Regions from separate parts of the Homo sapiens genome. Here region 2 is linked to region 1. Evidence: chromatin contacts called from ENCODE Hi-C or POLR2A ChIA-PET data. All regions are on one chromosome and are shown on one strand. The core of a region is the stretch at or near the end of the contact, and the rest is flanking DNA. Distances in the headings are between cores, read along the strand shown.

What was found. Hi-C counts contacts between places; a loop is a spot of excess contacts on that map. ChIA-PET counts read pairs that join two places held with the same protein, here RNA polymerase II (POLR2A). Pooled maps may share reads with other maps.
Region 2: a loop to region 1 is called in a map of naive thymus-derived CD4-positive, alpha-beta T cell, with 14 times the contacts of the local background. The contact joins the promoter of SLAIN1 here to the promoter of KLF12 in region 1. A Hi-C loop is called at or near these places in 1 of 168 maps with a recorded cell type or tissue (naive thymus-derived CD4-positive, alpha-beta T cell), 2 of 37 single-sample maps with no recorded cell type and 11 of 50 pooled maps. POLR2A ChIA-PET finds 5 or more read pairs at or near these places in 1 of 52 experiments (B cell).

What each region holds. Positions count from the first base shown.
Region 1 is chr13:74,132,850-74,135,883 of GRCh38, reverse strand. KLF12 (KLF transcription factor 12) reads left to right here and starts at 1,480. Exons shown (of 8, transcript NM_001400136.1): 1 at 1,480-1,912. RefSeq lists a silencer at 1-1,733 and enhancers at 2,743-2,792, 2,823-3,002.
Region 2 is chr13:77,696,156-77,699,189 of GRCh38, reverse strand. SLAIN1 (SLAIN motif family member 1) reads right to left here and starts at 1,503. Exons shown (of 7, transcript NM_001242868.2): 1 at 651-1,503. The coding sequence starts at 1,276. MIR3665 (microRNA 3665) reads left to right here and starts at 1,074; the gene lies at 1,074-1,178. RefSeq lists silencers at 436-585, 746-985, 1,186-1,745.

The DNA of each region.
Region 1 (3,034 bases), core at 231-2,730:
GGCCCTGGCTCACATTCGTGCCTTCGTTCTCATTTCCTGTTTCTCGGCCTCTCCCTTGTTTCTCTTCCCACCCCACTCCACGCCACAGTACAGCAAAGCTTTCTCTCTGCACACAAACTTCCCCTTCCCGGCCTTCCCACAGCCCTGGCGATTTCCCACGCGGGGCGGGCCGGGCCGGGGGCGCGGGGCAGGGGAATACTGTCGTGCCCGGAGCGCCGCGCTCACCTAGGATGGTGAGGAGGCGGGCCCACAGCCTCCCGCCTCCGTCCGCCGCGCGCCCCGCCCGCCCGGCCGCTTCCGCCCCGTCTGCTCCCCGCCCCCGCCGACCCTCCGGCTCGGCGCTGACCCCGCGCCCTCCGAGCCGCCGCGGGAACTGCAGGGCCGCCCGGCCGCCTCCTCCCTCTCCCGCCCCACAATCCCGCGGATCCGCTCCCCGGGGCGCGGAGGCGGGGAGGGAGGGGCTGCCGGGGAGAGCGTCAAGGACTCGGCTCCGGGCCGTCCGCTTCTTGGGGCTCCGCTCTGGGCGTGGGGCAGTGGAGCTGGACTCCCTTCCCCGCCGCCCCCGGGCCCCGCGGGGGTCTGCAGATCCCGCTTCCTCTGCCCCAGTCCTCCAAGTTTGCGTGCTTTCCCACAGAACTGGCGCAGGCAGGGGCCCCTTCGCTGGGGTGGCGAGGCCAGGCGCGCATCTCCGCCTCGCCCCCATTCATCCCGCCAAGGTGAAGCGCAGGGAAAAGGGGCGCCCCCGCTTCGCCCGCAACGTGCGTCGCTCCGGAACCCAAACAATGACTCCCCTGCCTGCCGCGCCCGGCCCTCCGCCCGCCCCACCGGCGCGCGGGGGGCACCGCCCGCGGGGCTGCCCCTGCCTGACCCCATTGTTGCCCGGCGCGGGCGATGCCCGGCGCCCAGGGGCGGTCCCCGCGAGCTGCCCCACAGTCCCGGCCGGCTCCGCCCACACCTTTCCAAGTTCGCTGGCGGGCGAGCCGCGGGGACGACCCGGGCGACAGCCCCCTCCCTCCACTGCGCGCCCCCACCCGGGCGGGTGCGGCGAGGGGTGGGGGCCCAAGCGGGCTGCACGCTTTTTGGGTCCCCGAATTCTCCTAAGCCTGTCTGGCGCGCTCTGACACAAAAGAGGAGACTTTCTCGCGGCTCGGCGCGAGTCCTTGCCCAGCGAGTTGCTCTCCAGGGGTCCCTCCCGCCGCAAGCCCCCGCGGGCCCCCTCGGCCGACGACTCCCCGAGCTCCCAGGGCCATGTGTGGGTTATTTGGGGTGCCGCAGCAAAGTGGTGCAGGTGAAAGGGAAGCGCTGCCGAGGCCCGGGGCCGGAGGGCGGGGGCAGGGGTGGGGCGGGGTGGGGCGGGGTGGAGGCGCCGCGGACCCAGCCCGGCGGTCCGGGCGGGGAGGCGAGGGCCGGGCAGTGGGTGTTGCCTTCTACCTCTGCGAGCGGGGAGGGGTTAGTTTCCCACAGGGGATTTCAACCATCACACTCAGAGCCCGCCTCCTAATCCTCGGGCGGAGCGGCTCGGGGGCCCCATTTTATGGCAATAAAGCGACTTAGCGCCTGCTGAGCGAGCCCCTCCCCGCCGCCGCCCCCGCCCTCGGCCCCACCCCGGGGCTCGCCGGCAGCGGCGGGGCTTTGTTTCTGGGGAGGAGGACCCGGAGCTCTTTTGTTTGGGGGTTTCTTGTTTTCGGCCCCCCCCCTCACAGCACCCCACCCCACCCCACCCCAAGCGCCTCTCCGGTTTCCTGAGCTGCGGGCTGCGAGGGAGGAGAAGCGGCGTCCTGCAACCCCCTCGGCTGGGCCCCGGGGTAATTCGATGCGGGCCTGGCGAGGCTCCCCACACTAGACCGGGGCTCGCAACTCGGCAGCCTCCACCCACCGGCCCACCCTACATTTAGCGCATCATGTGATCCGGGTAAGTCATTTGCAAGTACAACAGTTCCCCGGGTTGCCCCCCATTCATTTCCTGAGAACTGCAGAGAGCCGCTGAGAGGCTCTGCGTGTGCGTGTGCGCGGGTGACGCCGTGTGTGTGCGAGTGTGTGTGTGTGTGTGCGCGCGCGCGTGTGAGAGAGAGAAAGGGAGAGAGAGAGGGGGACTCTGTGTGAGGGAAAGAAAACAATTTCTCCTGCTCTGCAGCTTCTGTTCAGGTCTGTGCCGATTCCGTTTCTTATCAAAATAAACAACCCCCTCCTCTTTTTTTTTTTTTTTTGCCATCCCAAATCAGACCGTATTCTCTTAACGTGTTTTATTTTCCTTCTGTCATCTGCTCAAGTTAAATCATTTTGGTTGGTCTGTGTTCTTAAAGGGGGAAAGTGCTGGGAAGCGGGAGGGGGCCGGGGAAGGGCGATGCTGTTGCAAAGCAAGTAGCGTCGGTCGGATTCGTGGAGAAGAAAGAAGGAGGTTTCTTCCCCACCTCCCCTAATTTTTTTTTTCCAGAAGAAGTTATCAAGTAACGTGAATTAAGCAAGTGTTTTTCTACCCCTAGTGGAATTGTTGGTTGCAGTGTTTGCCTGACAGTTGCCAAGGATGTGAAATAAAACCCCAGGGCTGAACTTGGGGGGGAGGGGGGGCTCGTGGAAGTAGTTGGCCCCCCGGCCTCGAGCGGGGTGGATGAATAGCTCCGCACCGGGACCGTGTGGGCTGTGTGTGCGCGCTGGAGAGAGTGGAGGGGAAGGGGTTAAGGCGGAGATGACACTGCTGGCATGAATAGTGCTCCTGGTGCTACATTCATTATTGTCTCTGGTCGTAATGATGTGTAACTGTCACTTGCTACAGTGCCTGGTCCATGCAAGTAGCCAGGGGCTGGCCGGTGGCTGTTATTTTCAATTACGGGGGACCTGGCCGGAGTTGACAAGGGGCAACTTTGTACGTCCACCCGGGCCGGGAACCCGCAGAGCCGGCCTGGGAGCCACTTCTTGCCTCAGAAGCTCACTCTGAGGGTTCAGACTTGACCTCCGCGACATTAGTTGGTGTTCACGTTAGATGCTCCCCTACGGGGAGAATCAGTCCTGCTTTTGTTGGGTAGCGAGCTGTCTG
Region 2 (3,034 bases), core at 254-2,753, 3.6 Mb before region 1:
TGGCACTATTTATGGGAAAGCCAGTGAGGTCACCCCATTTTAAAAAGCAAGTCAGTCTCTGAAAATAAGATTTCAATGAAAATGCAACGCAAAAGGGCACACGACTGCAAAATTCAAACAGCAAGAACGAACCTCTCTATAAAGAGAGATCCATCACTGCGCGGCTTCCGATGCCACCCGAGGAGGAAGAGCACGCAAATCCTGTCCAGCGTTCGTTTAAAACGAAAGAACAGTAACAGTCGCAGACAGAGGCCAACCCCTACCATCCCCCGTCATCCCTCCGAAAACACTGGGGAAAAGAGCAGCACTGAGCAAAAAGACAAGATGACATGGATTTTGCACTTAATGCTAACGAGGAGCTTGGGACCCAACAATCAGCAAATAGCAGAACCCATGGCAGATGGGGGGAAGGGGGGGCCGGTTCATCCGCAGTCGGAGCGATTAGAAAACAGGTTTCTGCCTTCATGAGAAGCCTCATCGTGGGAAGTGTCACCGCCTGGCTCAACACCTGCTGGGTCGGCCCCTCCGGGAGCCGCGGGGAGTCACCCCGGCTGCCGCGAGGGGACCCCCGTCCGCCCCCCGCCCCCGCTCCCCGGTGCCCGAAGCCCCCGAGGCCAGGGTCTCGGGGAAGGAGCGGAGCCAGGCAGTACCAGGTGTAGTCGTCCTCGTCCCGCCAGGCGGCTACGCTCTCCAGATCCAGCAATTCCACCTCGTCCAGCAGCGTGGGGGGCGGCGAGGGCGGCGCTGCAGCTGCCCCTGGCGGCGTCCCCGCGCCCCCCGGCTCCGGCCCGCCACCGCCCGCGCCGAAGAAGCCTGCTGCCGGCTTGAAGTAGACGAAGGGCGCCTCGGGTGGCTGCGCCAGGCTGCAAAGCAGGGAGGGCGCGGGGCTAGGCAGGCAGAAGGTGCCCGGGAACGCGGGGCTGGAGCCACCGCCGCTGCCACTACCGCTGCCGCCACCGCCCCCCGCGCCCAGCGCCAGCCCGAGCCCCAGGCCCCCTGAGGCCGCGGCGGTGGCCGTGGCGGCCGGGGGGCTCCGAGGACCCAAAGGCTGCAGGCCAGCGGGGGGCGGCGCGGCGGGCGGCGGCGGCGGCAGCAGCAGCAGGTGCGGGGCGGCGGCCGCGCTGGCCGCTCGACTCCGCAGCTGCTCGTTCTGCTTCTCCAGCTTGCGCACCAGCTCCTGCAGCTTCTTCACCTCCAGCTCCGCGTTCACCACCGGCCCGGAGCCCGCTCCAGAGCTGACCCCTGCCGAGGCGCATTTCACCTGCTCCGCCATCATCGTGGGCCCCGAGGGCGCCGCGGCCGCCGGGGAGTGCGCGCCGCCGCGCCGGCTCCTCGGGCCACGGGGAGGCTACGGCTCCTTCCCTGTCGCCCCGGCCTGGGGGGCCGACCACGCGCGGGCTGAGGCCGAGCCGGCGGTTCGCATCAGCACCGGGCCCTCGCCTCCGGCCGCGGCAGCCACCACCGAGCTGATCTGCACATGCTCAGTGCGTCCCTCCAGTCCCCTGGGCGTCGCGGCGGCTCCGGGTTTTAGCCGCGGCCCCGGAGCGGGGCGGGGCAAGAGCGCCGAGGGGGCGGGTGGGGGGGGGGGGGCGGAGAACCGTGGGGAAGCCCACCCAGGGGGCGGGGCCGGCAGCCCGGGTTGGGGCCGGGGAGCCGCACCCACCCTCGCTACCTAATCCCAGGGGCCTGATTGGACCTGGCCTGAACTTTCCCGCCACAAGCACCTCCTCCTGCCGCTTGGTGGGACAGTGAACTGCGCGGGTCTCTGAGGCGGTTGCGGGGACCAGGGGGTTCCCAAAGAAGCAGCTGCAGGTGCTGGCCCTCGAGTAGTGCACCACCGGCCCGCTGGTTTGCTCCCTTCCCAGCTCTCTGTTAGGCTCCGTGACAGCACTTAATAGCCACTGGCTAACGAATCCTATAGAAAACTTAAAGGCTGGGGATCGTTATTCTAAAAACCGAAAAGTGGAGATAGGGGGAACAGAAAGGCTTTGGGACCATGCCACTCATGTTCTCATTGGTAATAGAGAAGCAAAATGGTGGGAGACAGGAGACCGAGAAGAAAGAGAAGAAAGCCCTCTCTCTAAGAGGTAGAGTGGCCAGCTGCTAAGGAGACAAGTGTTTACTTATTTATTCTAAAATAGTCAAATTTGAACTGTTACCATCATTGTTTGTCACAATAAAAGAAGAACTGCTTTTTTTTTCATACTATGTATATTCATGCATTCCCCAAACAAAAGATCTTTGAGCACCTACTCTGTGCCAGGAACCATTCTAAGAGCTCGTGATGCGGGCAATGAGTACAATAGGCAAAAATGGTTATGGGGAGAAATATGAGTAAAATTGTTTAGTGCTCCTTCTATTAAATAATGTGTAAGTTATTAAAGTCAGACTTGCTGGTGGGAAAGCAGAAAACAGAAAACCTCAGAATTCTACCCAATACACTTTAATCTCACCTGCAAACCTGCTATTTCTTACCACTTGGAAAACGAGCAAATCTGCTTTTTTTAAAAGAGGCTTTTAAGCAGAAGAATTTAATCGAGTTGTGTTCAATGAATACTGACTGACTTAGCATTTTGAGTGTTTAACACAATCAGAGGAAAACCTGAGATTATATTATGAGAAAAATCTACACCACTGGTTCTCATCCTCAGATGATATACTATCTAGTGAAAGTCCTTGCTAGGGACTTTACATACCAATCTTTGTGACAATGTACCTCATTTCTCTGGAGCTGCTAACACATCGTATCTATTGGTTTCAGATATGGTTTTGTGTCTTCCTGCTCAGAAACACTTGTATCTTCTCAGTTGTTAATCTACATCTCTAGCTTCTGTGTGCAGGGTGGATGTTCTGCATTTAACATGCTTGGTGAGCGCTTCCATAAATTAGCTAAATGCGTGTGATGACTCCCTTAACCTTCCCTGTGTCCCAGCTTGCTAGCCCACCACCTAACCACCTGTATCACCCATCACCTTTCCAAGTTTCGGTATATCTTTAGGATTTTTTTTGGTTATTACCAAAACCTGGAGAAATG